3 separate regions of the Homo sapiens genome follow, and all the other regions are linked to region 1. Evidence: chromatin loops called from intact Hi-C (ENCODE). Cell type or tissue: chondrocyte. All regions are shown on one strand. Links, peaks and the distances in the headings refer to the core of each region. The heading gives the core; the rest is flanking DNA. Region 1 overlaps LINC02250 (long intergenic non-protein coding RNA 2250). Region 2 holds the start of PWAR1 (Prader Willi/Angelman region RNA 1). Region 3 has its middle 50 kb from the start of SNHG14.

Region 1 (10,816 bases), core at 1,269-9,268:
ATGAAAAATAATTTCTCCTTGCAAGAGGTTAGGGGAGCTTCCCAGGCTTGTCTGTTGCTATTTCTGTCAGTGAAGAAGCAGTTTCGAGGTCCCCAGGCGGCTGGGAGGAAAGGAAGTGTGCCCCAGGCCCACCTAGGGGGAGGTCTACAGGAGAAAGGCTCTCTTTGTCATTGCTGGAGGGTAACAGCGAGTTTGCAGTTGGTGATAATGATTCATTTCCTCAGTTGAGGTTTGGGAGGATTATAGCTGGAATTTGAAAAGTCGTTTCTATATCTGGCAACGAAGGAACTCTGAGTGATCAGCATGTACTGTTTGGTGTTTTGCCATCATTGGTAATATCACTGTCTTAGTCAGCTCGGGCTGCTGTAACAGAACACTGTAGACTGGGGGGCTCACAAACAACAGACATCCACTTCCCACAGTTCTGGAGGCTGGAAGGCCACGATCGGGGGCCAGCTGGCTTGGGTTCCGGTGAGGGCCCTCTTCCGGCTGCAGATGGTTGCCTTCTGATTGTATCCTCACGAGGTGGAAAGAGAGCCAGAGAGCTCTCTTGGTCTCTGTCACAAGGGCATTAATCCCATTCATGAGATCTCCACCCTGATGACTTAATCACCCCCCCAAAGGCCCATCTTCTAAAACCATCACATGGAGGATTAGGATTTGAACATATGAATTTCATGAGAATGCAAACATTCAGTCAATAGCCATCACCAACAACACTAAAATGTAAATTGGAGGCGTCATGTGAAAAAAGAAATGATCTAAATGAAACTCCATGCTATCATAACGGAGTTCTGCAGCCACCAATGTATGTCCTCTGGTTGAGTGTACAGGCGGTATATGTATATGTTAAGTGTATATATATCTTATGATTGTTCTGAGTATTCATGATTTAAAGTACATAATCAAGCAATGAGCAGTGTTCACATCCCCAGCTGATTAGAGCCAGCGTGTTTCTCTAATCATTCTCCACTGGCTGGTTGTGGAGGCAGAATGTTATCAGGATGCCCTGATAGATCAGCAATGTCCTCTCCTGCTTTGTTTCAGGAAGGGGCGAACGTTTGTTTACGGATCTGACAGCATAAAAAGTGAACCTGCTGAGAATGGAGTCCATGCACTCAAAGTCACTTCACCTCCACTGGTGTTGAAGGATCCCCGTGGCTCATGGTCCACAAGCCAGAGAGCTTATTGCTAGTGCAAATGCTTACCCAGTTCCTTCCACTGGGATGGACAGTTCCAGTTCCTAACTCAGCCCAGAGGAGCACAGCTCTTTTGTTTCTAGTATCTTCTAGTGTAGAGGAGCTGTTGTTGAGGATAGGTCCGTGGAGGTGATCGCCTCCCTTAGCTCCTGCACAGTAAGCAGATGCTGAGGCGGTCTTGAACATTAGAGCATAAGGCACCGGGATGTGTCCCCAGGGCTGTGCTGCCCTTGAGTGCCTTCCTGGTCTGTAAAGTTGCATGGCATGCAGGAAGAGAGAGAGGTCTGGCAACTGGCAGCACACCATGACTGAGTGGACCTGACTCTCCAGGCACCTTGAGGGTGCAGAGCCACCACTTCACTCTCACAGAGCTACACCATTATGGGGTATCTTTGCAGGACATAGGAGACAATCTGAAGTGTTCAGAAACTCCAATGCCCTGAAAACACTATCAGGGGATGAATTATAATGTAACATACTAATAATACTAAAAAGGCAAAGGGAGGTAAGGTTTTAAGAGATTCACTATGAACTTTGACCTCAAGTCTATGGAATCCTCTTTTAGCTCATACCTCATTGTAGATTTTTTTAAAAACTGCAGTGAATTATGTTTTTTTCTATTAAAATTGCCTATAAGTTGACAGTGAGTTTATCAGAAGTCTGTCTTTTCCCATTTTGACAAGGTCTAGTGACAACTGGTAAGAACTTAGAAGTATAGTCAGCACCAGCTACTTTCAACTAACTACAGGAGGGATAACTCTGCATTGCTGTTGGTTGATACATAAGCTGAGACATGAATGATATTCACTGCATAACTGGCAATGTGGACACTAATGGGACCCTTCCCACAGGTCATGCCCGCTGTTGAGTGCACTGTATAGATGATCACATTTATTCCCCAGTGCAACTCATGGGACAGGGATTATCATCCCTATATTCAGGGAGGAAATTGAGACTCAAGAGAGGCTCAAGTAGCAGAACCAGGCTTGGATCCAGAGACTCTGACCCCAAAGCCGTGACTTATGGTGGGGAGCTCTGTTTCTTCCCAGAGGTTCTAGTGAGCAGCCTGAGGTAGTGATTTCCTCCTATGGTGACTGAGAGCTCCTACTTTATGGCATCAGATCAGGGAGGGACTCCAGCTTGATCTGGCAGCTGCAGCTGTAGACATTATTCCTGCCCTCGTGAAACATAAAGACTTGTTAGTCTAATGGTAGAGATACGACATCAGTGTAACATAATAGATACTTATTAATCAGTTGCTGTTATTCCAAACACAACATTGCTTTGTTATACTATATGTAGTCGCTTCTTCTGTATGTCTATAAATCAAATATATTTCCTTGCATCCTGAGAGGTAACAACCTAGATAAATACTTTATTTATTTATAATCCATCCACCTATTCATCTATCCAACACATATTTGGTGATTTTGATTACATTCCAGGTGCCTTTGCTAAGGATGGAAGGACATACAAAGATGTGAAAATCCAGGCACAGGCTCTTCCTCCGAGGTGGCTCAGTCTAGCAGGGGGAGACCCTCTCTGTACATAACTCTGAGGAAAGTGCGCTGGAAGAGCAGGGGTTTAGCAGAGAATGTGTTCTCACGGCAGGGGGTCACAGAAGTATTGATGAGTGAGCAGGACTTGGAAAGGGCAGATGGGCTGGTAGTAAGGACATTGCAGATGAGCAAAGGGACACTCCTGGGGAGTCTTGAGTGTGGGGGGGACTTGAGGATGTTCATGGAGGGGAAAAGCTGGGCAAGGCTGAAGAGTAGGGCAGGGCAGGGCACGGAGGGCTTGGCCCCTGGATTGGCAGCTAAGACTGAATTCAGTAGGCAGTGGGGCCATCAAAGCTTCGAGAGCTGGGGAAAGCCATGACATGGGTTTAGTGGGAAACACATATTACTTAAAGTCAGGCAGATCCTGGCTGGAATCCTGGCTCCATCTTTTTAGCTGTGTCTGCTTGGTCAGTTGCTCTCAGCCTGAGTTCCCATGTCAGTCACCTGAAGGAAATGGGCCTGCTTTGTGGTCTCATTTAGAGGTCTTGCTCAATCATGTGTGTAGAGTGCCCATGGGGCCTGGCCAGTGAGTCCTCCGAGGCACCTCAGGCTGAACCACGGGTGGCAATAGAAATGGTATGAAAAGATGGACAGCTCTCAGAGACAAGGAAGAATGACTAGAACTCGGAACCTGACAGGAGGTGTCCTTGTCCGGTGAGGGGGCTGCAGAGTGAGATGTGACCATTCTGGGCTACCTTCCCGGCAGTTCCCTGCCCAGGCATGTGGTCGCTGTGGGGCCCTGAGCCTGGGACAGTCCTTTTTTGGGGTCAGGCTTTTCTTTGGGTTATTCCTTTCAAGCCATAGTAAAACCTAGTAGTCTCTGTTTTCACACAAGTTTCTGACATCTGATGCCAGATTTACAACCTGAAGTGGCCAAAGATTTTAGGTTTTCCTTGGGGCTTAAATCAATGGTGTTGCTTGGCTTCCTCCTGTGCAGTAGGTTGGCCAAGAAAACCACCCTTTGTTCTGTCTTGAAGGGAAGGCATGCTGCTGTGTGGCTCTTGACATTTACCTTATCCCGGAGCTGAGCTTTGTCTATGGCTGTGCAGGTGGGGCGGGAATGGGAAAGACAGTCCTCTGGCACGCTTTCCACATTTGGATGGAAGACCCAGCTTCAGCTTCAAACACTTTTATTCCTGATGGCATTGTTTACAAACATGCTAGAAAAACAGAATTAGGGAACAAAATTATCTCATGATTGCTGAACTATGATGAGATTGATGCTTTTAAGCACTTCCCCTAGGGAAACCAGGCAGGAATCTTTCAAGGGGAAAATGTATCATAAGGGAAGACAATTAAAAGTTAAAACTGGCTAATGAAACTGATAAAGGGAGAATTGTTTTAATTATCGATGCTCGTCTTAAATAAATTGTATGATTTCCCAGAATAACACATCCATCATCATCAAGTATGAGGACATGACCCGATCCTGGGGTCTCACAAGGGGCTTTTGGGTGTCTCTGAGAGGACCATGATGAAGACTCAATGACATTCATGCTTCTGAACCCTGAATCCACTTCAAGATGCCATGTAAATGCTGTGCATCTTCACCAGCAGATGTCACTGTTTACATATAAAATGCAAACAGCCCCCAAAGCTTCCCCCCACCCCCACCTTTATTCTAAAGCAACACACACTTGTCCATGTTTTTTCATAAAGCCTTATTTATCATGTGGTCATTTTTGTTCTGGAAAATAATGATATTGTTTATCCCTTTAAATAGCTGTACATGTAAAGGGAACTGGTTTATGAGAGATACCCATTTCACATACTAAGCTATGCAATGACACCTCTTTTAAAAGATAATTGTTGAACACTTACTATTTGCCTGAAACCAGCTTCCCATGATGAAAGGTATCCAAAAACAGCTAAAGAGCTGTCCTTCTTTAAGGGTCTTAAAACCTCTTTTGAGAGATGACAAATAATAAAGCAACTTACAATGTTGGAAGTTAAATACTAAAACTAAAAATGAGTGTCATATTGTTTCAGGGAGATGAAGGTCTGTGGGGGCTGGAGCAGATGGAAGGCTTTAGGGAAGGAAGCCCCAAGATAATGAGGGTGAATTCATCTGGTTGAGAGTGGAAAGGTACTGTGGGTTTTTGGTTTTTTTTGTTTGTTTGTTTTGCTTTATGTGTTTTGGGGTACTTTTGCTGAGAGAATAAAGAGCAATTATGTTTGGAGGATCTATTTGTTGGAGTCATGAAGAGCAAAATGGAGGAGGACAATGTTATTACAAAATCCAGCTGCGAGAACAGCGACTCCTGCAATGGTAACTAGAAATAAGATCAGATTGGGAGGCATAAGGAAGGAAGACAAGACCGCCATGCCAGCTTATTGACAGGTACAGTCACTATGTCTTCTTGTCTTCTCAGTCCAAAATCAAAATACAAGCATTGACACATGGTCAGACACTAAAACAGAAGGTTTGAAATCAGGGCTGTTTCCAGAAACTCCAGGACATATGGATGCTGCAAATATACGGAGGAGAGAGTGACTCTCATGAACATGTAGGGTATCAATGGTGCTGCCACTGAGAGAAATGGAAGACCTGGGGAGGAAGGTTGGCTTGGACAGAAAGATGTTTTTAGTCTGATCCATGTGGTTGAAACTGATGTGGGCCACAGCATGATCTAGCAAGGCTGGAAGCTATTCAGGAGCCACTGACCTAGAAGTGGAAACGACAATAGGGAGGGGAGAGAGAAGGGCCAGGGTGTAGTCGTCAAGGTTTGTGTTTTAAGGAGCCAGCTCATTTTATTAAATTGCATACATCAATAAGTAATATCCAGGAAAGAAGAGAACTAGAAACCTCTCCCTGGTGTGGTGTACTATTAAGCATGCAAGTTTCTGCTGACTTTGCATCCTCTCTGCCTTCACATCATGGGAATTCGTGACCAGAAGCCTTCAGCCTGCACCCCTCCACCCATCCCAGGGTTTCACCATAATTACTCGGGACTCTCAAACATCTGTGCATCAATCAGCTGCCCATCATACTTGCTCACCCCTTCCAGTCTCTGGGAAAGCAACTTATTATCCAATGTGGAAGGTCTTGTTCTTGATAAGGTTCACTTTTTGAATCCTATGAGGGAGGGAGGGAAACGTGGCTGGAAGTTCAAAGCAGCCAGAGCCATTTCCAAAACACATTCTCCTTCATTTTCCGCTGACTCACTGTGGGATCTTGACAAACTCCTAACTAGAGCTGTGCCTTAGTTTGCTCAACTATAGAATCGGAAAAATGACGCATTCTTCTTAGAGTTACCTCTCAGATTGTGCTTCTGATGCATGTCAAGCCCAGTGGGGGCACACCGTTAGTAATGAGACATCTTAGCACCAATATGTGCTTTTCACATTGGGCAGGTGTCAGGAGAGGCCTGGGGTCATAGGACCAGACTGCAAACAACACAATCCCAGAATAAATCCTATTAATTTGGCATAATTGATGAAAATGAAGATTAGATATTTGACCAGAGATGAGAAATTCATGGGCATGAATGCTGCAGCTCTGATTACTTTGCATGTGAATGTGTGGTAAGAGGCAACATTTCTTTTGTTTAAAACCCTGTGCACCTAATTCACATTCAGAGAAAGGTTGTAGAATCATTCAGGCTCATTGAAAACAAGGAACCAGGATGCCAGCAAGGCCAATGTTGTTGTGAGAATGTTGAGCTATTAATTATAAAATAGCAAAACAGGGTGATTTTATTTATAGCAAACTGTTGCTAGGCAGATAATAAAGACCCCTTTCAGAGCTTGCATTTATATATACATATATATATATATATATATATGTATTTTTTTCTCACAAAAAAGTGCTAGCTTGTGTAATGATTTTTCAGATGAAATGAAAGCAGGACGAGGCTGTCAGCCCTGAATACTTGTGACTTTTAGACTAAAGTCCTTGGCATCAGCCAGCACTGCAGGATGGAGCAGGTGAGGTTCAGCAACCCTGTGAAGGGAGGCTAGGGTATTACCCGCACCCTTTAACAGCAGACTGAGTATATAAACTCTCACTAGACTGGAAGTGAGTGAGCAGCCCCAGGAAAGCCCAGATGAGCTATTGTGCCTTCCTTGGCTTCCCTACCTTCTGTTGTGCCAGGAAGGGTCGGGGAGCCTGTCTGTGGCCTTACTCAGTCAGATATCCCTTCCCTGGCCCCTCTAGAGATGGTTGCTACCTCCTTTTAGGAAGTGTGTGGGAAGGGGCCAATTTGCAAAGGTTCACTTGTGCTCAGTCCCTGCTAAGATGATCAAGCTCTTTTCAAAACTCAGGGGTTGGGCTTTTGCAGTTTCTGGATAGAAGAGGCCCTTAAATATTTGTGGAATTCATGAATGACTTCATGCATGCATTTGGTCCTGTATTTTGGTCCAAGTAGAAGATATGGTAGGTAGAAAAATACCACCTCCCCCGACAAAGACATTTCTATCCCAATCCCTGGAACCTGTACATGCTACTTGATTTGGAAAAAGGGTCTTTATAGATGTGATTAAGTTAAGGATCTTGAGATGGGGAGATCATGCCGCATTATCTGGTAGATCCTAAATGCAATCACATGTATCCCTTTAAGAAAGAAACAGACATTTAACTACATACAGAAGAGGAGAAGGTGATGTAAAGGTAGAGGCAGAGTGCTATAGACTGAATGTTTGTGCACCCTTCCCCACCCACCCAACCCTGCAAATTCATATATTGAAACCTAACCCTAATGTGATGGTTTTAGGAGGTGGGGCTTTTGGGAAGTGATTAGGTTATGAGGGCAGGGTCCTCATGAATGGGATTAGTGCCTTTTTCAACAGGCCCCAGAAAGCGCCCTTGCCCCTTCCACCATGTGAGGATGACCATCTATGAACTAGGAAACAGGCCCTCACCAGAGACTGAATCTGCTGGCATTTTTGATCTAGGACTTCTCAGCCTCCAGACTGTGAGAAATAAATTTCTGTTGTTTATTAGCTACTCAGTCTGTGGTATTTTCTTATAGCAGCCCAAACACACTAAGACACAGAGATTGGAGTGGTGCAGCCAAGAGCCACAATTGCCAAAGGTGCCAGCGACTTGAAGAGCCAAGGCATGGATTCTCCCCTCTGGAGGGAGTATGGCCTGTGGACACCTTGGTTTTAGCCCAGGGAAGTTGATTGTATACTTCTGGCCTCCAGAACTTTGAAGAATAGCTTTTGGTGTTGTAAGGCACCAATGTGTGGTAGTTTGTAGAGCAACCACAGGAAACAAATACAGAAAACAACCATTTCCTCCTGAATCAAACTCCAAACAACCAAATTCCACCTTGGTCATCAAATTTCAGAATAAGTAGCATGAGACATTTTTGTCCCACACAGGTATTACTGGGGCGATGTTATGAAGGTGACGGGAATTTTTTAAAATAGTTTTTAAAATTATGAAAGTGAAATGCAGTCATGGTAGAACAAAGAAGCCAAATAGTATGACAAAGTCTAAAATTCAGTGTGCCCTCCACTCCTGATTCCCGGAGGTCAGTCCTCTGTTTCTGTGTACTCTTCTTTCAATTATGATGAATACAAATATACTTATATCTCCTTATTTTTATACAAACTGAATCATTCATTCACACCACACAGCACATTTTTTGTTCATTTAAAAGTGTATTTTGGGAGATCTTTCGGTATTTGTATATAGATAATTCCTAATTATTTTTCAACAATTGTATGGACATATCATAATTTAATCTGTCTAAACTGATTACTTATTAAGGAAAATGAGATATGCTTTTGCTTTGACAAGGACACTATGCCTTTAAACTGCACTTGTAAGATAATAAAATACTTTTATTTCCCTAAGTCACAGCAAACTATTGTCATTGCTCTTAACAGGCAGCATGATTCATGAAGAGGCTTGGGTTCTGCCCAGGAACCCTAAGATTGTGGGAGAAGTCTGGGATCTTCTGAGTGATAATATTCATCTGTGTCAAATGCAAACTATTGGGCACAGCCCAGGAAAAGAGAAGGCTCTGAAACAAATTGGCTGAATGAAGAAATCAATCAACACACTGCTATTGTGTTTATCTGGGACCTTACTCGAGATCTCAGTGCTAGTAAGTGGCTGATCCAGGATGTTGACCCTGGCCAGCTGACACCCAAGCCCGTCCACACTCTTAGCTAATCAAGGCAAATACTTTGGCTATCCATGGCTGCATTGCAAGCCACCCCGAAACTCAGCAGCTAATACAGCAACAATCATTTATTTGCTCATGATTCTGCCATTTGGGCAGTGCTTGGTGAGAACCACCCATCTTCACTCCATGTAGTGTCTGCCTGCACTGGAATGTCCAAGACAGATCATTTTACTCATGTGTCTGGTGCTTCTGCTGGGTGGGTGGAACACAGGGGCTGATCTGGCATTTCAGTCTCCATGTGGCCTCCCCATGTGACCAACATGGGCTTTCTTACAGTATGGTGGTCTTAGGCTATTGGCTTTCTTCCATAGCAGCTGACTTCTCCCAGATCACAAAAGCAGAAGTTGCATTCTTTCTTAATTTCCAAACTTGGAAATTTAAGGACATCACTTCTGCTGCCTTGATTGGTTAAAGCAATCAAAAGGTCAGGTCAGATTCAAGGGGAGAGGAAACAAACAACACTGCCTCTTGTGGAGGGAGAGTCAAGACCATTGCAAAAGAGCCTGTGGGATGGGAGATATCGTGGAAATCTTTGGAAACACACTCCACAACCGACAATTAAATGTGAACATTAGAAAGCTATTGTAGGAGAAGAAAGAAGAGTCACAAAGGGGAAGGAGTTTGTAAGACTGACAGATTACTTCCAGCCTGCAGAATGAAAACCAGGGATCATGGAGGACATGCTTGAATTGGCATTGGTGGGTAGGTAGAAGTAGACATTTGCATGTGAGAAGAAAGTGGCTTCAGGAGCACAGTGTAAGCAAAGGCCTGAGGTGGGAAGGTGGGGTGTGTGTATGTGTGTGTGTGTGTTTTCATCAAAAGATCTAGCAAGAAGAGGGTTGAAGACCTGTGGGGTGATCTATTTCTAAGCAAAAGGTCATATGTAGCATAGAGGTGGCTGGTGATACTGGCTTTCTTTGGTTCCTAGGGTACTGCAAATAGGGTGGAGATGAAGACAAGTTCTCGCCCTCTGGCTACACTGGCACGTGGGAACAGCCTTCTCTTGGAGGACTGTTGCCAGACAGAGGTATGTGGGCACCTAGGCATTGCCATTGACCTCAAGATGAGAGTGGAGTGGGTCATTATCGCTGCTCCCACCCTGGAGCTGAGCCCCCTCCTGAGCCCTTGTTGCGGCGCCTGTGAGGCGGGCCCAGCTGCAAATGGCAGCCGCGAGGTAATTGTGGGAAAAATATGCTAATTAGCAGATGCCCACGATTAACTTGCCTTTCCTGTTGCCTGTCAAACCCAAGCTGCCTTTGTTGGAAAAGATAATTAAATTGGAATCAGATGTCTGCAGTAAATATTTTATTCAGAGCCGTAGATGACAATAGAGGAAGTTGACTCTCAGTCCACCTTCAAATTCCCACCTTTGTCAAAGCTCAGGGCCTGAGCTTGGAGTCTACTCAGTGAGCTTCTTGTTAAACAATCAAGGGACACCACTGGGTGCTTATTAGCTTATTAATGCTAGCATGTTGTCAAAATGCATCTTTGTTCCTGTAAGAGTGGACGAAACCTGTCTTGGAATGTGTGGAATCCAGATCGACTAGGTACTCTAGCCAGCATCCTCCCTGTGTGCCTTCCTCATGCACCCCGTTTGCTTCCTGTGTATCCGGTCCCTCCGAGGGGATCCGAGGGGACCAAGGGTTCTGCTCCCCTCCCTCACTGAGGCTTTCCCCATGTGCCATCGTGGTACTGGAGCTCGGTGCCTGCACACAATTTTCTGCCTCTCGTGGATGGCTCTGCCCTGCTCCAGCAGGTGACAGTCATGATGGTGACTTTGGCGCGGTGAATGCCCAGGAAGCTTGTTAGATTTCTTTTCTTCATGTGATGCGTCAGCTCTGATACATCTTATAGGATGGGAAAGTAAAGAGTGCTTAGGGGGCAAGTGGCTCTTTCTTTTGAGTACAAATGGTAGTTTTCC
Region 2 (10,816 bases), core at 1,403-9,402, 370 kb before region 1:
CTTTGGGGTCTTAAGTCCCTTTGCATTAAACATACTAACGTGACTAGACTTATGCCTACTATTTAGCTATTGTTTTTCCATTTGTCCCCTCTAGTTTGTTCCTCTCTGCCTGCTTTGCTTCGTTCTTTTGGGTTAATTGAATATTTTTAGTATCCTACATTAACTTCTCTGTTTACATTTCGGCTCCACCTCTGGGTATTTTGTATGGGTTATAAAATGTACCCTTAATTTATGACAATCTGCTTAGAGTTAGTATTGTACACTTCTCATGAAGTAAAATTTTATATATATATATATATATATATATATATATATATATATATATATATATATATATGAGGGAGTCTCAATCTGTCACCCAGACTGGAGTGCGGGGGCATGATCTCAGCTCACTGCAACATTAGGTGGAACTGTATTAACTCTAAAAGGACTGTGATAATTTAAAGATGTATATTATAACCATAGAATAATCACTAAAAAGTACAGAGAAATATAGCTAAAAAAGCAACAGCAGAATTAAAATGTAATAGTAAAAATACTTGATTAAAAGAATACAGGAAAGAATGAAGAAAAGAACAAAGTAAACTGTATAGAAAACAGATGGCAAAATGGTAGACCTAAACACAGTCATATTATAAATTACTTTAACGGTACACTTGTTTTTCATTGCTTTAATTGATCAAATGATAGGTAAAGTATTTTAAAGTCTCTTTGTAGTTTTCTTTAAATCTTAACATTTTGTGCAATGTTTGCTTTGTGAAGATTGATGCTATGATATTTACCAATCATTTAGAAGAGATATTGCTGGGTGTTTTGGTAAGTTTAGGTTACTTACATATCTTATATGATGAAATCAACATTTTTTATTTGATCAACTTAATAGAGGCATCCTGTTTGAAAGAAGAAAATAACAGATCTACAAAATTCTGATTCATGTAATAAGTAACCATTATGATAATAAATGTTTTTATTTATTGAGTGCATACTGAAAAGTGGTAGGAAGATTTTGTGCTGAAATATTTGTAAACCTAGTAATTAAAAAATGTTTTGGCTGGGCTTGTTGGCTCACGCCTGTAATCCCAGCTCTTTGGGAGGCCGAGGGGGGTGGATCACTTGAGGTCAGGAGTTCGAGTTCGAGACCAGCCTGGCCAATATGGTGAAACCCTGTCTCTACTAAAAATATAAAAATTAGCCAGGCATGGTGGTGCACGCCTGTAGTCCCAGCTACTCGGGAGGCTGAGATGGGAGAGTCGCTTGAACCCAGGAAGCAGAGGTTGCCGTGAGTCAAGATTACACCATTGCACTCCAGCCTGGGTGTCGCAGTGAGACTCTGCCTCAAAAAAAAAAAAAAAAAAAAAGCTGCTAATTACCCCATGCTAAATGTGTTGTAATGGTATTAATTTGATATATAACATATATGTAACATTTTATATATGTGCTCATATGATGATACTGATAATACCTCCCTCAAATTGCTCTTTTGAGTATTAAGAAAAGTTTATATAGAAAAACCAGTTTGGAAAGGTTTGGAACATAAGGCTACAGTGATTAGATGTTGAGAACAGCAGCAATAATAGTTGTCATTATAATATCTGATTAAGGCAATATTTGCACCCAGGTATACCTTGCTTCAGAACTGTGTGATTAACCATTATACCTTGAGGCTATTCATACCCTACCTTCACTTTGTTGGCATAATCTGAAGTTTTAAACCATAATCACATATTGCATTTGCACAATTAAATTTTAAAATATATACAAATTACAGTCAAATTATTGCATTCATTTCATGACTATATTCTGTTTCCATCCATAAGTACCGTATGGTCAACAATAACATGTCAAAGAGAATTTTGTTGTCACCTCGTTTCATTGTACCATGTTCACACTGTTCTTTATCTCTTTTTTCCATTGGCAGTATTGTGTTCTCAAGAAGAATTATTCCAGAAGCACCCCTGAAATAATATATTTCCTTAATTTTGGTATTATTAGCCCTTCTTTGCTTTTCTCTATAAATTGTCCTGATCAGTCACCTCTCTCAATTATATACAACACAAAGTAGCTTAAAGGAGAAAAAAAAGGAGATAAATAACCATGTTGGGTCTGGCGTCAGGCTTAATGGAGTCCAGTAGTCCAGAATTTAAAGACACATATGACCGTTTGCTCCCTTATCTCTTAGTTCTCCATTTCTTGGTTTGGCTTAAATCTTCAGTCACTTTTTCTTTATGTGAATTTGCAAAGGGATCATTTGAAGCCCTAGATGCAATTATTACCTGCCTTGCAATCTTGGTAGGATGTGTCCTCCTTCCCTCCTCCTTGTCCATGTAAAAGTTGGTGGGTGAAGAGATGGACAAGGCTTGAGTCACTAAGACATTCACTGACCTGGGAATAACTCAGGATAGGTCTGGTCATATCCCCAATGGAGGCAATGTACCCTAATGAAAAGGTCAGGGTCACTGGTCTCATTGTCCAAGGTGTTATCTGAGCTCATGGTCTCACAACCAAGAAAATTAAGGAGTATGGACACAGGGTGAGGTTGGTTGGAGCAAAAGTTTAGTAAGCGAAAGAAGAAAGCTCTCTGCAGCAGAGAGGGGAGTCCAAGTGGATTGCCGTTTTTACAGTCATTCAAAAGCTTTTTTAAGAAACTCCTCTCATCTCTGTAGCACTTTGAGTAACTTCTCTTATCAGCAAAGCTGTCTGTACAACTCCCCTTATCTTATGCAGCTGTGGGTATGTCTCTAGGCAAGCACAAAGCGCCGCTTATTTTTGTTTGTGTAACTGAGGGTTTGTTTTAGGTAAGCCCCCTCCTTTCTGTGCAGGCTTCCAGGGAGCCCACCATGTACATATCTGAAAAGGGAAGGAAACTTTTTGCTGGGAGCTTGTTAATCATACAAAGAATAAAGGGCTTCCATGCCAGACTTTGCCTGCCTGCTTATCTATGGCTTATCTGTGCAGCTATAGCCTGAGTTTCCCCTGGCTGCTCTGTTTTTGCCTGTAGCTGTGATTTTTTCAGGCAGACAGCTTCTCTGAGGACTAGTCTCTTAGCTGTTTACTCAAGTAATTTTTCCTGTCCTTTTCCCTCACTATGATTACCAGCTCCCCTAGGACTTCATGGTCTGGAATGAAATATTCCGTGGGAGTCAGGGAAAGGGAGTTTGTTGCAAACATGTCCAGGCCAGACACTTTATATAAAGTGTCAAAGTAAAGTACACTTACATAAAGTGTAAGTGCTGCCACCACCACTAGGGTGCCAGGTACTCTAACACAAGTCTTTATTCCCATAGATGTGAGTTAACATTTATACCACCAGCTCACACTATCAAACAATCCCACGTACCCCAAATAAACACTGGTGCCTGGTGGGCAGCAACAAGCCCTCCTTCAAGGAAGGAGTTCATTTGTTGGTTTATCCAGCTGCTCCCGCTTTGCTTATGGAAGCGCTCCGTTTTCTAGGGGTCTTAGAAGCTGTAGCAGTGGTAGAAAGCCCCTTTTTTGTGGACTATTATGACTTAGGCTTTTATCAGAGCCTCAGAGAATTGCTGTTGTTTTGTTGGTTAGGCTTTAGGTTTCCAATCTGCATACACAATTCCTTTGAAGCACCAGGCTTCCAGGCAATTTGGTTGAGGGAACTTATTGGGATATGAAATATTATCAGGCACCATTTCTAATCAATGTACCTAAGTTATGACTTCAGGTTTAGAGAAAAAAAAAATTTTTTTCCCTTGGCTTCAGGCTTCCTTCTGGAGGTGATAACCTCCTAAATGGACTGTCTTTAAGGGCCTGTGGCATGTGCCCTCCTTTCAGGAAACTAGTGTATGCCTGGAGGCATTGGTAATGGCTTCTCTCATCTTACTGTGGCTTGGGAAGAATATGGCTATTGCAGATTTTCTAGTTTCATTACCACCTGACCTTCAGGCTCCTTACATGTTATAGGCAGAAAAGGTGCCTCCACAAAGTTGTGGGCTATTCTCTGCTTTCAGAAGGACAGCTGGAAATGGTACTTAATTCTTTGTAGCAGCACCATCATGAATAGCTGCCCACACCCATATACATCATTATCTTTTTTGGTGAAGACTCTAAGACTTCAGGCCATGATATCCACAAGGCTATGTTCATGCACTACTTCGGTATAATCTCAAAATAATTGCCAGCTCCCCAGTGGAACGCCTGCCTTGGTCCATGTGGAATGTGGGCATATGGTAGGATTTCCTTGGAGGAACTAGAAGAGGAACATAAAGAATGTTAGGCATATAAATTATTGTTTCTTTTTCTTCTTGTTTCTTTCCACTGAGTTATGTGTGAGCCCCCACACCCACCCTACCTTCCTGTCCTCTACCTTACTGATGCTATTTTCAGGCTGTTGTAGAATTGGGTGTGTAAAATTAAATTAGCCTTTCTCCTCTTAATATCTGTAAAATGAACAAATTTGACAAAGAAACTACCTATCTGATATATAAGAAGGTTATTAGCCTGTACCACAAGTGAAAAAGTTTCATCCTGATATATCAAAATAGTACCACTTGAAGGAAAACGTTGGGGCCATCTGTTTCTCTCATTGTAGTTAGAGTACAGATTTTTAAAATATGAGCCTCAGGCATAAAAATGCAGTATTAGCAACTCAACTTGAAGAAGCAGTTACTAGTGTCCTGGGTGGGCCCCAGGGAAAATAGTACCAACTGCCTGTTATATTTAACTGCAATTAAAAATGGCAGTGCTGGGTATCTTCTGTCTCTGGGTCATCTCCTAAAGATCCTGCAGAGGGAGCCATAGCTAGTGTAGAGGCCAGCCATAACTAGCCATGGCAAAGACCACAGGGAACGCTCTTCAACATGCTCTGCACTGATCCTCTACCCTGGTGTGGAGAAATGTCAGATTCATCACTAACAAGGTTAAAGGTGTAAATTGAGGGAAAAAAATGAGAAAAGTTATCTTTCACATAAGACTTCAGAAAGAAATTGCGTCGTCAGGTTTGGAACTGGTTTGTAATTTCATCCAGTTATTTTCATTTTAATTACTGTCACTGTTTTCTTCATCCTTGATAAACTATGAGCTCTTTGAGATTGTCTTTTTCATATCCTGATGTCAGAGCTTCCTGTATTTTCTGATCATGGTATGTGCTAAGTAAATGCAATTTTTAGCATTTTGAATGGTTTATCAAATGATTGAAGGAGTGGGTAATAATATAGATTACATATACAGTCAGCCACATATGTGTATGTATGTGTATTTGTGTGTGTGTGTGTATATGTATATACTGTTGACCCTCCGTATCAATGGGTTTCACATTTGTGGATTCATCCAATCATGGATCAAAAATATTCTTTAAAAATATGGTTGCATCTGTACTGAACAGGCACAAACTTTTTTTCTTATCATTATTCCCTAAACAATGCAGTATGACAACTATTTATCATAGCATTGACACTGCATTAGATATGATAAGTAATCTAGAGATTAAAGTATATAGGAGGATGCATGTGGATCATATGCAAATAATACACTACATCTTATATAAGGGACTTGAACATCCATGGAGTTTGGTATGTGGTGGGTGATACCTCCTCTTTGAGGAGGTGAGTATCAGAGACGCAGGTAAATATGATCCAGAGGGCAAAGAGGCATTGCCAGCCTCACACTGGCTGTCAACACCATGCTGAGTTCCACGAAAGCAGCGAGGAGAGGGTGGTGTTCTTGTTTCTGGTACAATACCTGGCATAGAGAAGATGTCACAGCAATGTTCGTCTATTGAATAAGTCACCAAAATTGTGAATGACTGAATAAATGGGCAAAGGGATTTGTTCCCTACTTGCTGTGGGAAGTTTCTTGTAGTTATGACCTCCATGAAAGAGAGACTCGTATCTGGAGAAAGTTCATAGCTGAAACCATGAGATTTAACTTTTGAAGTTATAATGGATCTATTTTTTTAACATCATAAATGAAGATTATGCAATACTGTATGTGCTTCAATTGACACAACCCCTTCCCATTCAGGGCTGATTTATGTTCTGTACTGAATGACAGGCACAGAAGTAAATGTGATAATCCTGTCCCGTCGTTACCCTTTATTGTGGTCTTGCTGTGTCCCAGCCACACACTTCATACTGTATCTGTGTCATCATTCTCATATACATCTATATAGGTACACTTCCATAGACTTAGGCCCATTTAATGGAGGAGCAACTCCAACATTTAGAGATCATGAAAGGTACCTCATGACATATATTGACCTAGTGGCAGAGCTGCTTAGTTCTACAGCCTCTGAGTGGAATCCTCACGACAGTAAAAACACAAGCTTGGTTTCTCACACACTCTACCTGCTTTTTCTCATCCCCTTTAGTCTCTATTCCTTGCTGAGATGTGTTAGGCATTAAATGGTTACAGTCTACTTCTGTGTGTAGTCTCCAAACACTCAGAAACCTCAAAATTTAAAAAAATACAGAACAATATGTTATTAAATAATCAGGGACAAGTTAAAATGGTAAAGAGAATAGGCCACTTTGTGAAATCATATGCAGGGAAGAAAAAAATACTGGAGTGAAAACAATATAAAAATAATACTAGATGCTGTTTCGTAGCACCAAGTGTGTTCTAGCTTCTGTGGTTGTTGCTTTATATCATTTTATATAATCTTTACACAAAACCTACAAGCAGATATTATTTCCCCTATTTCAAAAATGAGAAAACCAAGGCAAATAGTTGGTAAGTAGTACATATATATTATCCTAACTCTGAACTTCTGGATTCAAAGACCATGTTCTAGGATACCATTTTGTGTACCAGCATGGAATATGTTTTTAGTTCATCTATTTACTCTAAAAATGTGGAGCATGTAGTGTGAGACAGAACTGTTCTAGGCTGTGAGGAAGTAGCTGTGAGGATGGTAGTATGGGTCCCTGTAATAATGAAAATGGAATATATTGGTATGTACAAGTACATGCTCATTAAAGGAAATTGATGTTGGCATAGATTGCCTGGGTTCAAATTCCCATTTACCATGTTTTCCTAGTTGTCTCTGTGGTGAGAGGAGGTGGAATGTACTAGCCATTACCAAAATTAAGAGAGATTGTTGGAAAAAGTCTCATTTAGCACAATAACACATTAAATGTATTCAATAAATGTTACTTATGACTCTTTGAGAAAACATACGTTTAAAAAACATGGCTTATGTTACACATACTATATGCTGGCTCCCAAAAATAAACATATTTCCCAAGAAGTGTCTGTTGATAAAGCCAAATATATTCTTACTACACTAAGGGGAAGCCCATCTTAGCAGTGTCTCAGCAGCATATTAGGGGCGTGGGGGACAAAACAGGATATCTGGGATCTTGAAGTTTCATTTTAGATGGGTCTTTCAGTGTGGGAGCTTGATTAGGATTGGGTGAGGGTCATGACACAGCATTTTAAGATTGAACGTTAGGATTTTGAGATGAGGGATTCTACAGTGTGGAGGCATAAGCTGTGGTCTGATGCTTTCTGTTGATGAGTTGATGGTCTTTGGGAAGTTCCCAGGATGAACAAAAATATTTGCAACTTTTATCTTCCTGGGCAAGAGTCTCAGAACATCTACACTTATATCAATGAAGGTAAAATGATAATAATGTCCCCAGCGAAGACAGGAAGCCATGTGGGTAGATAATGTAAGTTGTGTCATTTCATGGTTCCATGGATAAGCAGCTGTACTTAAGCTGCTTATCCTGGTGGATTCTGGAGATCCACACTTGAAGGTATCAACACAGAAATATACTAAGAGGATTGTGGTCAGAGTTTGTTGTCAGCTACTGAGTGAGGAGCCAGGAACATACAGCTTTTACCAAGAAAATCTATACCATCCACACTGTGATGAGCCCACAAGACCAGATATGGGACTTTAGCCAAATTACCTAATTTTATTATGTCTTTGATTGCTTTCTGGTCCTTATCTGGGATATCAGAGATCCCAGAGAGATGGCAGGGATGCAAATTAAACATTCTTCCCCCAAAAACAACACATTTTTCCCTTATAAAATTACTATATTCTGAAAAATTTCATGAACCTCCAAGTCAAGATGGGGCATTGTCTAACTTGCCTGCTGTTTGCTATACAATAGCATGGAGTCAGCTCCAGGCTTCCCAACCCTTTCGAAAAGCATGAATTGAAGAGGCTTAAGGAGAGAAGAAAGCAACCCAGAATTCCCTGTGTGGTTACAGTTTGGGTTCTTGCCTCAAGGCCTGGTTTTTCTCTTTTTGGAGTAAAGTTATCTGAAGACCTCTTTTTCTAAGAGAAGAAACTAATGGGTCAAAATGGACCCTGGGGGATGTCAGGGACTACAGTGAAGGCAGACGTTAGTTCACCCCTGAAATAAATTTCTGTCCAGTGTGCAGACAGTAGCCAGCAGACCTTTGTCTCCATCATCCAATACCAGTCTTTTCAGATCTAGTCAATGATCTATTTAAAGCCAAAATATCCTTATGAGACTGTCAAATAGTATTGTATTTTTTTGTATCACTCGTCAAGAATAGCTTAGTACCCGGCAATAAATTTTATAGTACTGATATTAATAGATCTCAGGTGAAAGAAAAGTCATGTGTCTTATAAGATGGGTGAAAGCCACCTCCAAATAGATACTCTGTTCTCTAGTTGTTTTTCATGTTCTATTCCTCTGTAAGTTCAGTTACAAAAGCTGACTTCCACAAAAAGTTCTCCAGTATTGTTTTGGAACCTTATTTTCTAATATCTTGTCATATACGAGTTGAGTCCCAATTAATGATTCATTATGAGGAACTGGAAACGAGAAACTGAGTGGCTCACCAAGGAAAATATGTGCAAACCTAACGGACAATTTGGTTATATGATTTAACCACTGCATGCATAAATTATAACTAGGTATTGGACTCATACTGAGGAGTGATTAAAATGTAACTATGCCTTATAAGCAACATAATTAAATGTAGCTTTAAGCCAGATAGGCAAGAAAATAACAAAAGGACGCAGATTAAAACATGACAATATATGGTATTGTTCTATGAGTCTTGAGTGGAAACTCTACATTTCATGCAGTCATCTACTTGGGCTAAAAATCATGTGTAGTGGCCATCTCCTTCCAAAGACCATCTTACTTCTAATGAGTTCTCATTGAGGTCTCACGTTCTCAGTCTGAGGTCTCCAGGTCTCAAGATTTCTCAGCTTGAGGTCTCCAGTAATGATTTAAGATGGTTTATGCCTCTTTGATTGGAAGACATCACTCTCAGTATCAACTCCCTGGAATTTTACTTCTGGATGAGTCGTTAACAGTATCCGATAGGGTCTTTTCCATCAGGGTTCGAGGGCTTTCTTTCTCAGGTATCTCTCCTGGAGATACCTGAGACCAAGCCTCTGAATTTAGACCATGTGAGGGTCATTTAGTAGAGGAAAAGCTGCTTGTTTACCTCTTAATAAGACTGGATAAATTGCCTGAGTTACCTGCAATATTTGGCTGTGATCACTTCCAATAATGTAGAGTCTAGAAGCAGAGGAGATATTCCTAGACTCGTGGGTTGGCCTGTTGCTAACTCAAAAGGGAAGATTTGATGAACCCCAGAAGTTGAGCTCATTGTCATTAAAGCAAACATTAGGCCATGTGAGTTTGAGAGTCTTTGATAGTTTTGCTAATTTGAGCTTAAACTTTTTGTTTATTCTTTCTATATTTCCTGAAGATTAGAGTAATATGGACAGCAGCGTTTCTGTGTGGACTGGCAGAGCTGTACAAAGCTCTTTATCATCTCAGTAAAATGGAGATAGTTTATACTTGTACTAGAGAGAGAGTTTGGGAACATAAAATCATGTCAAATTTTGCTCTGGCAGAGCTGGAAATCTCCAAACAAGGCCTCAATCTATCCTCCAAATAAGCGAACAATTACCATACATACTCAAAACCCATTGCAGAAGGTACTTACAAAATCTGTAAGTGTTCTAAGGGGCCCTGAGATTCTTGTTCATGCCCCATCTTTGCATTTTTACCAAGATTATACTGGTAACAAATAAGACACCGCATGCAACCTCAATAATCTTAGTGAAATTTCTCCATCAATGTTGATTGAGTGCAGTAGCCAATTTTTCTTTGCTTAGGTAGTTAATTGCATATTAAATGTTTGAAACATCCCGTTTAAGGTCCTCTGGCGCTACTAAGCATCTATCCTAGAGTGTGAGAGATTTTCCTCTTGCAATTTACCTGCAGATTTATATTAGTAACGGTTTGCCAACTGTGGAACCAATTGTTGACATTCTATAAGAACCTGTTTGAACCCGTCAGAAGGTTTGATTATGAGGACCAGGATCTTAGTGAGGGCTCCATGCTGGGGCCTCCTGGTATCCCCATCTTGTATTAGTGTTTGTTTTTTTAATAGCCACATCTTTAGCAAGCTTTACAATACTCAAAAGTTCTTTTATTTGCTGACCATTTTTAGTAGAGGCTCCTGCTGAGATTGAGAACTCTGTTTGTTCACAAACAAGACCAAGAACTACACACAAAGCATACCTGCCACCAGCACTCTCCTATCTCACTCAAACTGACCAGATCTGTAGAGCGAAATGAGTCCTGTCATCTGGCAGATTTTGCCTCTGGTAGTGATTATAAGGGTGAAGTATGTCACATCATGTGCCATCTGATATTCTTTTGTCCCAGTCTTAAAGTACAGCACATCAAAGAACAAGATGAAACATGGATTTTTAAAAAGAGATTACTAATACATCTATTTAGGGCATAGTTTGTAAACAAAGACAGTACACAGCTTCTTCTTAAGGTAATGGAAAAAGTAGCAATTTTGAAAGTATTGCCATAAGTAATAAAGATGTGAG
Region 3 (10,816 bases), core at 1,917-9,916, 740 kb before region 1:
ACTCTGTCTTAATAATAATAATAATAAAATTAACAAAACTATGAGTCTAGGTTCAGGAACAACTGAAAAGATGACTTAAGAACAGAGTGCAGAAATTATTGTGGCAGGGCCTGGAGCTCATTTCTTGACTTTGCAGCTTGTTTCTTGACAGAGCAGCTATAGGAGAGAAGATAAAATTTTCCCTTTGCTCTCTGAACGTTCACTGAAAAATCAGCTGGCAAAAGGCAGATTAATAGGAGAAAGGGCATACAAAATTCTATTTTAACATGAGTAGCACAGTGAACCTCAGACTGATTACCCAGTAACCCAGTGTGTTAGGCAGTGTACTACATAAACTTACATACCCTTTTCATAAGGGAGGGGAGATGGGGAATGTAGGCAAGACTTTGGAGGGGCATTCAGTCATTAGAGAAGATAAATGGACCCAGGAGGTGGGAGGTAGACATTAGGGGAAGGTGAGGGGCAGAGCTGCACAGGAACAAAGGTTGTTTTATTATGCAGATAATGTCTTCCTGGTAATCTCTTGGAGCTGCCCTCAAAAGAAGATGGTAAGTCTGTCTAGGCATGGTTAGGACTCCCTGTCTTTTCTATGCTGAATGATCTTTCCTAGTTCTTGGATGAGATCCCCAGGGAGGGGTTTTAATACAATTACATTTCTTTCCAAAAGAAACTTTCTTGGTCAGATAAGGAAATTTCAGACACAGCCCCTCTCTACCACTGGAGATAGGAAGAAGGCAGGATTACAGGGACCTTGATTCTGAGGCAGCTTCTAAGGCCTCTCAGCATGTCAAAGCACAAGTCTTTGGGGTATCACTCTCTAAGCCCTAGCAAAATACACTGATTTGTGTATGAAAAATGGAGCTTACAGCTCAGACAGAAAATCTATCCTTAATAACGGAATTTTCAACTTGATGTGGCTTACCACATGTACAGTATGAAAATATGTCATTTACGGCTCATGCCTGTAATCCCAGCACTTTGGGAGGCCGAGGCGGGTGGATCACCAGGTCAGGAGATGGAGACCATCCTGGCTAACACGGTGAAACCCCATCTCTACTGAAAATACAAAAACTTAGCCGAGCATGGTGGCGGACGCCTGTAGTCCCAGCTACTTGGGAGGCTGAGGCAGGAGAATGGCATGAACCTGGGAGGCTGAGCTTGCAGAGAGCCAAGACGACGCCACTGCACTCCAGCCTGGGTGACAGAGCTAGACCCTGTCAACAACAACAACAACAAAAAAGAAAATATGTCATTTATATTCAAAGCATCAAATAAATTTTTTTTTATTTCTTTTTATATGTGGACATATGAATTTAGGCTTGCCAGAATATAATTATTAATTCTAGCAAATGTGCATTGTCATATTTTGCCCAAATGTTTAATCAAATAAATGAGTTTAAAATTATCTCATTTCCAAAGAAGCAAAATTCAGCTTATTATTCTAGATGTTTTACTTATGAGTTTACTATTTACCCCGTTACTGTTATTTCTGGCCTTCCTGTGGCAGTATTGCCATCCACTGAAACTGTCCCCATAAGAGGAGCATTCGTAGGTTTTTAGGAATACTAAAAATACAAGTCACTCCCCATCTGTTATCTGTTGTTTCTTCCCCCAAAATTTGTGTGATCCCTGCAATGGATGCTTACATTCATTCTTTTTATTTGCAAATCACTGACTCTTAAAATGAAAACTATTAAATTGTAGAACCACTCAGCAAGATGTACAAATTAAAATTATATTATAATAGGGAACCTAAGCTCAGTGTACGTTATTAATGCAGAGGAAAAGTATTTAAGAACAACTTGAGTGGTAGGGGGTCAGTTTCTAAAGTGAGATGATGAACAAACTGTGTTGACCTGGAGGTTCCTTCTCAACTCGAGATGTCACATTCACTAGAAGGGGCAGGAACAAACCCCAGGTTGGTCAGAACTGTCTCTCCCTATCTCAGGAGATTGCATTCTGGGCTGATTCTACAGTTATTCTTGAGAATTGCAAGTGAGAAAGGGGGAGAATCCATCTGATTTACCCTCTGATAACCAGAGAACTGCATTACATTTTAACCTCAAAAAGTTACATTGTTCCCCATTGTAGTAATCCTCCTCCCACTCATAGCCTTGGCAATTATTGATCATCTTGATCTCAATAGATTTGCCTTTTCTAGAATGTCATATAAATGAAATCATTCTGTATGTAATAATTTAGGTATGTTTTTTCTCAGTTAGAATAACACTTTTGAGATTTATCATATTGTTTCATGTATCTGTAGTTTTTCTTTTATGTTGACTTGTACTCTTTCGTATTCTTTCTTGAATGAAAATACCACAATTTGCTCATTATTTTTATGGATATAAAATGTTATCAATATGGATAACTTCATGGATATAAACAGTCTAAATGGTCATTGTGATTTCAATTCACATCAATGAGCATAGTTTGTACTTATTTGCCATTCATATCTATTGATTAATGGTTACCATTTTATTTTATAATGTTTATTAATTTATTCTTAAATTTAATCTTATATGTATAATTCTCTATACAAGATTGATCACAGTTATACACTGAAAATAATATTTCATGCTGAGCCTCTGGCATCTCTTGCCATTTTCTTAAGTGACATTCAAAAACAACAATTATAATAATTTTTAATTGAATACATTACTTTTTCTGCTTTATAATATTTATTTCCTGTATACAAATTATTTCTTAACCTAAAATCACAAAGATTAACCTCTATGTTTTCGTGTGTGTGTGTGTGTGTGTGTGTGTGTGTGGTTGAGACAAGGTCTCACTCTGTCATCCAGGCTGTAGTCTAGTGGCACTATCTTGGCTTACTGCAACTTCCACCTTCCAGGCTCAAGTGATCCTCCTACCTCAGACTCTCAAGTAGCTGAGACTACAGCCACCACCATGCCTGGCTAATTTTTTTGTGTTTTCATACAGCCAAGATTTCATCATGTTGTCCAGGCTGCTCCCAAACTCCTGGGCTCAAGTTATCCACCCCATTGGGCCTCCCAAGTGCTAGGATTACAGGCATGACCCATTGCGCCTGGCTGTTTTTTAGAAATTGTCTACCTTAAGGTTTTACATTTTAATCTATGATAAATTTTGAATAATTTTTAATATATACTACAAAATAAGGGTGAACATTTTGGTTTTTATTTTTGGTATATGAATATTCAGTTGTTCAAGAATCATTTGTTGCAAACTCTGTCCTTTCGCCATTAAATTTCTTTGGAACATGAGTCAAAAATCTACCAACCACATAAGTGTAGGTCTATTTCTGGGTGCTAAGCTGTTTCATTTATCTAAATATATATCCCTACACCAAAGCACACTATCTGTACTAATACTGCATTATATTAAATTTTGAAATAGGTAAAGTGAGTACCCTAACATTGTTCCTCCTTTTCTTAATGTGTTTGGCTATTCTACTTTGACTTTCTAATACAAATTTTAGAATCTATTTGTCAATTTCTACAAAAAAAAATAATGGGATGTTGATTGAGGATTTAGTGAATGCATAGATTAAAATGTAAGAATCGCTCTCTTAATATTGACCTTCCAATTCATGAAATTAGTGTATCGCTGTATTTATTTAGATCTTTTAAAACTAATCTCATCAGTGTTTCCTAATTCCCAGAGTACAATTTTTGCCAGATTTATCTCTAAGAATATCATTTTTATATTGCTGTAAATATATTTTAACTTCAATGCTCAATTTTTCATTATCGCTATAAGGGAAGACAGTTGATTTTCACCTATGCATTTTTGCAAACTAAGAAAATCTAGTGACAACCATGTGGTATATATATTGCTACATGTGAGGCATGGACAAATGAACAACAAACATACATTTCTCCTATATCTGAGACATCAGTCAAGCTGATATTCGAACATATAGGCAATAAAAATCAGATTAGAGAGGCTGCATAGTTATGTGGAAATCCACAAAATGCATGTGCATACAACACTAATTTAAATGGTCACTGCAGGTATCCTGCAGGAAGTAATTTAAGATTGAAAACATGAATAAGTAGCTGAAAAACGATGCAAATTTAAGCTGGGAAAGACAAAAGAATGATTAGTATTCATGTAGAAACCATGACATGTATACAAGTCAAAATATTTGAGGCATCACAAGAATAGCAATTTCAGAACACATGAAGGAAGTTACAAATCTATGTCAGGGCTAGATTTTTAAGAAATTATGTGGGGTTGAGGCTCAGCCCCTGCATTGGCAAAGAAAAAGTTATGGGTGATGAAAATAGACAACCTAAAGTCCTGGAAAAGAGTCCACACAAAATTTTAGTATTTTCAAGGTAGAAGCTTCTCTTGACTCAGTTGGACCTCCCTGTGAAAAATACGAAATCAGAAAAGGAACTTTCCACCTAGAAAACGAATTTCAGTACCAAGCATAGGTTGCTTTCACGCCTAAACCCCTCCTTACTTGAATTGCAGAAGTACCTGCTATACTGTAGTTTTTGGGCATGAGGGACCCCTGTGCTCACAGCGCCATCTAGCATCAACAGAAAGGGGGGCTGATGGCAATAGAAAGGGGGGCTGATGGCAGCCTTAATAAATTCAGGAGAGGAAAAAAAAAAACACAAAACAAAACAGATGGCGGCCCAGCATCCAGGAACTGCTGTGTTCATTTGAGTAGGATTTTTCTTATATTCGTTTAAAAACTGAAACATAATTCATAATTGCTGCAGGGGTTAGGGGTGAAATGCAATTGGTAACCATTCCCAGTAAAGACTCAGGGAATCCTGGCCCAAGACCACATTTCCTGTCATTTAACGCAAGGGTTAAAAGGTCGAAGTGAATCCCATTACGCTAACTGATTTCATTTACAAACATGGATGTATAGGAGTGTGTTACTATGCACGGAATCATACTTCGGATGTGAGTGTAAAACGAGTTCAGCTGATTTTGCACTGTCACATTAAACCCGGAACCATGTGTTTCCATATACATCACGCTCCTCTTTGGTAGCACTACAGTTCATAAGATGAATGTAATTTCTTAGATTACAGCCTTAACGGGTTATTACTCTTTCAATGTTTTCTAATGTGATATAGATGTCGGACGTATTCGCTCAAGTATACGTGGCGGGGCCGGGGTCCCGACCGTCTGTCGGAGCGAGCTGTGCCGCAAAGCCCAGCTACTCCGATCTCACAGGGATGGTGGCAGGAAATGCGCCATTGTTCGGCGCAGCGAAACAGCCCGCAGTGCGCTGTAGGAAGGTCACATGACAGAGGGGGAAGACGGTGGCCGGCAGCAGCCGATCCACTGCGCGCCTGCGCGGCTCCGGTGGCGTGAATGTCGCTGGTCTCCCGTCACCGTTTCCGTTTCCGGGCGAGTCTGTTCGGCTTATGGCGTCTGCTAGGAGTCTCCTATCCGGCGTTTGTGCCGCAGAAAACCTTTAACCTGCGTTTTACCCGTAAACATTTTCCTTTTTAGGCTTCCTATCATTGTTTTGGTTCTTGCTCCTGTATTAACTTTGTTTTTGGTTTTTTCTTTTTTTTTTTTTTTCAAGACGGAGTCTCGCTCTGTCGCCCAGGCTGGAGTGCAGTGGTGCGATCTCGGCTCACTGCAAGCTCCGCCTCCCGCGTTCACGCTATTCTCCTACCTCAGCCTCCCGAGTAACTGGGACTACAGGCGCCCGACATCACGCCCGGCTAATTTTTTTAATTTTAATAGAGATGGAGTTTCACCATGTTAGCCAGGATGGTCTCGATCTGCTGACCTCGTGATCCGCTCGCCTCGGCCTCCCAAAGTGCTGGGATTACAGGCGTGAGCCACCGCGCTCGGCCGTATTAACTTTGTTTTAACCTAAGTTTTGTTTCTTTTTCCCATAAAAATACCTTAGTGTTTATGCAACACTGTCTTTTCATAAACGTTGCACAGACCATGATTTTATACCCTTTCTTTTAAATATTAATTTTCATTTCTCTTTTTTCTGCATTCGTCTGAAAAATTGAATTATTTTTCAATAATTTTGAAATTACTGTCATTTTTTAAGGGATACTTCTTTAATCATGTTTGTATTTTCCCTAAGATTCTCGATTGACTCTCTTTTATCTTTTCCAACTAAGCACCTGTTTTACGAGAGGTATTGTGGGGGCTTCAAGGTCAAACTTTCCCCCAATGCCTCTATATCCATTATAAAATACCATTTTTTATTTTAACAAAAAGTTGTACAAGGTTGAAAGAAGTTTCTCAGCTATATGCTTTTCTCTGTATCCTGACTTCCCTTACTTCATCACTCTATCCATCACTTTACAACTGATAATTCAATCCCAAAATTCTTTTACTAATCGGCTTATTAAATTTGTGCCTTCCATTTGAAGAACCGGGGGTTACCCAAGGCCTGATTTTTCCTAGGACACTGGGAGAACACAAGATCTGGTTCCCAGTGCCAGAGAGATGATCACCTAGGAAGAAACAAGTCATAGGTCAGACAAGAGCCACAAGGGCGTCTGCCGTTCTAAACACATTTCCTGTTAGACAGACACTTGGTTATGGGTCAGACAGTTATGGCTTAGGGCATTGGCCACGTAAAAGAAGTATCCCATGAACGGCACACTGTAAACACCCATTTCCAGCTCCCTTTCATCTCCCATTACGGCAGAGTTGATCGCCATTCTGGTACCAGGACCTGGATATAGTTGTAAGTTCCTAGAACCGGAGGTCAGAATTGGCCTTGTACAGTACCTGTAGGAGTCTAAATGAGGGCTACCTACTGGAAGTCAATGAAACAAAGATTTAAGGTGGATCTAAATGGAAATACATATATCTCAAACTGCTATACACATAATAGTCTGATTTTGTACATATGAACTTGAAAGTAAAAGTAATTCATAAATGAATTCGCAATATTTTGAAACTAATTCTGATCTGAATTGGATTTTGAATCAGAAGTCATGGATGTCTTCCACCGTCTGTGCCATGAAGAGAGATGGCAATGAGGCATTCCTTAGTAAATGAGGCTGCACTACTCTGTGATTTCAACCTGTCCTGCTGACACCTTTGTGCATGTTTTGCTGCAGGTGACATTACAGAAGGAAATAGCAGAAGGTTTCAAAACAAGTTCATCCATGTGCAGACAATGAAAACTATGCCATGGCTGCAAGAAGGCTAACAGAATTGTAACATTTGACAGAAAATAATACAAAAAAGTGAAATATGATAAGTAAGAAGGATATGGAAATATTTATTAAGGGAGCCATATTAGTAGAGCTACATCTTACAGAACAAGAACATCTTCCTTGATCAAAGGGGCAAAACTTTCCAGGAGAGAAAAGGAGCATATGAGGTAGAAATAGCGTGATCCATAAGAGGGTCTCTACAATGGCTTGAGAATGGGGAGACAAGAAGAGTCAGGGAGACAGCAGGGTTTACACCTGTTCTGAGAACAGAAAGGAGCAAAAAAAAAATGTTCATTTTCAAGTTCAAATCCTCTTCAGATTGAAAGATAGAGTTAATTGGGGAAAAGACAAGAATATAGTAAAGAGTTTGAGAGATTCATTCATATGTAAAATTCAATATTAAAATAATCTGTGTTGCTTTTTGGCCACTGCATGTGTTGGGCTCACAGGGGAAAATATTTTTAAAATTTATGTCCTCTGATTTCAGTCCAGTGGGAATTCAGAAAACTTAACAAAATCCAAACTGTAAGTGGAAGCGTGCCCCTGGGAACTGAGAGGACAGGCATGAGACCTGTAATGGGATGGACAAGGAAGGCCTCTAGGATGAGGAACATTGGAGGAGATTCTGAAGATTGAGGAACGGTTTTTGACCAAGCAGAGGAGGGGAATTAGAAGAGGAAAAAGACTGTCCATGGCACAGGCCAGGGCATGAGAAAGGGGCAGTGGATTTCAAGGAATTCTGGGAGCTACTGTTTGTAAATTATAGGAGTAAAAAGGGAAGAGCACTGTGGGACTGGGTGTTAATCCAGTGTAGATGTTTCTCCATGTACATACACTTGTTCACACAGCTGAGCCTAGTCTACATGTCTCCTTATGTTCTTTGGTATTCTCCTACAAGCCTCATGATTGTTTTTGGTGTCTCAGAGCATAACATGCGTTACAATTCCAGAAAAATATGCAAGGTCTGGGAGGAAGAAATTTGTATTATTTCACTCAAGTAACATCCCATTACCTTTGTAATAGTCTGTGTTTCAAGTACATCCCATATCCTGTCCACTGTCAGGCGTGGCAGATTATACTACAGGGTTTTGTAAAACAACAGGTAGGGTTCATTGAGCACCATCTTATGGTCTACCTGTCACATCGGGTCTTTTCCAATCTGCAGTAGTTTCTCAGTCTATTTTGCATGACTTTGACCCTTTTGAAAAGAACTGATCAGGAATTTTGTGGGGTGTCCCACAATATGGATTTGTCTCATGTCTTCTCATGATTAGACTGGGGACATGCATAAATTAAACATGTCTAAATTTGATGACAAGAAAAACTGTACAATATACTATTAAGTAAGGTAAGGCTAGGCACAGTGGTTCATGCCTGTAATCCCAATCCTTTGGCAGGCTGAGGCAGGAGAATTGCTTAAGCCCAGGAGTTCAAGATCAGGCTGGGCAACATGGTGAGACCCCCATCTCTACAATAAATTTTAAAAATTAGCCAGGGTTTGTGGCACTTGCCTGTAGTCCCAGCTACCCAGGAGGCTGAGGCAGGAGGATTGCTTGAGCCTAGGAAGTCAAGGCTGTGGTGAACCGTCTTCATGCCATTGCAATACAGCCTGGAAAACAGAATGAGATCATATCTCTCATTTTGGGGAGGTGGGGGGACAGGGTCTCACTCTGTCACCCAGACTGGAGTGCAGTGGCGTGATCTTGGCTCACCACAACCTCCGCCTCCTGGGTTCAAGTGATTCACCTGCCTCAGCCTCTTGAGTAGCTGTGATTACAGGAATGTGCCACTACTGCCCGGCAAATTTTTGTATTTTTAGTAGAGATGGGGTTTCACCATGTTGGCCAGGCTGAGGGACCATATCTCAAAAGAGAAAAAAGAAATGCAAACTTAGAAAAATAAGCAAAAAAGGGAAATGTCAATTAGCAAACTTAGAATACTGGTAAACTTCATGGGGTTAGGAAGTGGATTGAATTGGAGAATTGCACACATGAGGCAATGTTGGTAATGTTCTGTTTATTAAACTAGGAAGTGACTTTTTAAAAAATATTAATTTTTCTATTAAATATTTTAAAATGCTTTTATATTTACAGAGCACTTTCAGAGACAGTGCAGATGATTTATATATACCCCAAACACAGTTTTCTTATTAATCTCTTAAATTAATGTTGCAAATTTCTCAAAATTAAACTAGTGTTATATATTATAATTCAATAACATCACACTTTTGTTCAGATTTCTTAGTTTTCTTTTATTGTCCATTTCATGTTCTAGGATTTCATCCAGGATATCATGTATTCCTAGACTCTTTTTGCTTTGACAGTTTCTTAGATCTTTCTTGCTTTTGAGGTCATTGACATCCCTCATGTGGGATTTCACTGATGTTTTTCTAATGTTTTGACTGGAGTTGTCAGTTTTAGGGAAGAAGATTACAGACAGAATATGCCATCTCATCACATCATATCAAGGGTACACACTATCAACATGCTTATTACTGTTGACATTAACTTGATAATTTCCATGAGATAATTTAGGTCAGGGATCACCATTTCTTCAAAGAATCTTAGTTCTTTATATTGTAAGGTAATTTTTGTTCCCCTTTCCATGTTGACCTTTTTAAAAAGAAGTCACTGTGCCCAGCACATATTTAAGAATTGGAAAAACATGCTCCACCTCCTGCTAGGCAGAGCTTCTACAATGCCATTTATGTTTCTTTACCATGGACAATTTCTCTATTCTGCTCCATGCATTATTTATATTCATCATTTAATATATCATATAAAATATATGAAATCACAAATATTTACTTCACACTATAATTACTAGTTTATTGATTTTGTTCCTCAAATTGTTTTAGAGTTTGCCATGTAAGGTCTTTCAGATGATTCCTATACCATTTTGATATATCTACGTTGTTGCAGTTTGATTTTGTTTTTTGTTTGTTTGTTTGTTTGTTTGACTGCTTTGTTGGTTGTGTTATTGTTTAGCATTTTATTACTTTCTGGCACTATAAAGTGTTCAAGCTTAATTGTTTTGATTCCCTACCCAAGCCTAATGTTCGTAATTTCTTCAAGGAGTTTTTATTTTTATTGGTGTCTAGTATTAGAAACAATGATCTGGGCAGTGGGTGCACTCATTGCTACTAGGTGATCTGTTGATTCTGGGCTTTGCCAGCTGACAGGAATATATCTGCATATTAACTCCACAAAAACACATATGTAAAAATATATCTACATTTGTCTATGTATATCTATATAAATTTAAACCTGTATTCCCACTAATGTCTCCAATTCTAATCCAGTACCACATGAATGAATCTACTTATTTTTACTACTTGCATATAACCTCTCATTCTAACAATGAGAAAACTGGCCCCCTTTATGAAAACGTTGAGTCCCAAAATATATGCAGACTGGTATCAGAGTTGGTCATTCATACTCCCATAGGAAAGGACTTTATAAATTAAAATGTGTAAGTATATTATTTTACCTGTGTTTCTCAATGGAATGGCCCCTTTCAATAATGTTTTAATTTGTATACATTTTTATTCACTCTTTGTGATATAAAGTTCTGTAGAATTTTACAAATAGTAGCATTAACTGACCATTTTCGTAGCATAGAGAAAAATTTCACTGCTGGAAAGAAATCTGTAATTTTCCTTTCCA

What was found. Peaks named below come from ENCODE experiments on the same cell type or tissue, not always from the same donor. Only the 100,000 strongest peaks of a DNase experiment are listed, where the experiment ranks them.
Region 2: it touches region 1 in a loop (2.3-fold over the local background); 16 of 110 quality-filtered maps call a loop at or near these places.
Region 3: a loop joins it to region 1, with 2.3 times the contacts of the local background. A loop is called at or near these places in 17 of 110 quality-filtered maps.

The regions. Positions count from the first base shown.
Region 1 is chr15:25,504,289-25,515,104 of GRCh38, forward strand. It overlaps LINC02250 (long intergenic non-protein coding RNA 2250), which reads right to left. Exons shown (of 5, transcript NR_187215.1): 3 at 3,771-3,918. Among named protein-coding and RNA genes, the nearest start is that of LINC02250, 69 kb to the right of the region's middle. In chondrocyte, for the core only: a CTCF peak has its summit at 4,302 (motif pointing right); no DNase peak of the experiment used is centred there.
Region 2 is chr15:25,131,543-25,142,358 of GRCh38, forward strand. All of the region lies in intron 61 of SNHG14 (small nucleolar RNA host gene 14), which reads left to right. PWAR1 (Prader Willi/Angelman region RNA 1) reads left to right here and starts at 4,100. Exons shown (of 1, transcript NR_022009.1): 1 at 4,100-6,511. In chondrocyte, for the core only: CTCF peaks have their summits at 3,283 and 4,772 (motif pointing right); no DNase peak of the experiment used is centred there.
Region 3 is chr15:24,767,943-24,778,758 of GRCh38, forward strand. No RefSeq gene overlaps it. Among named protein-coding and RNA genes, the nearest start is that of SNHG14, 50 kb to the right of the region's middle. RefSeq lists enhancers at 4,329-5,225, 5,077-5,246, 5,140-5,434, 5,226-6,121. In chondrocyte, for the core only: no CTCF peak of the experiment used is centred there; a DNase peak (open chromatin) is centred at 5,273.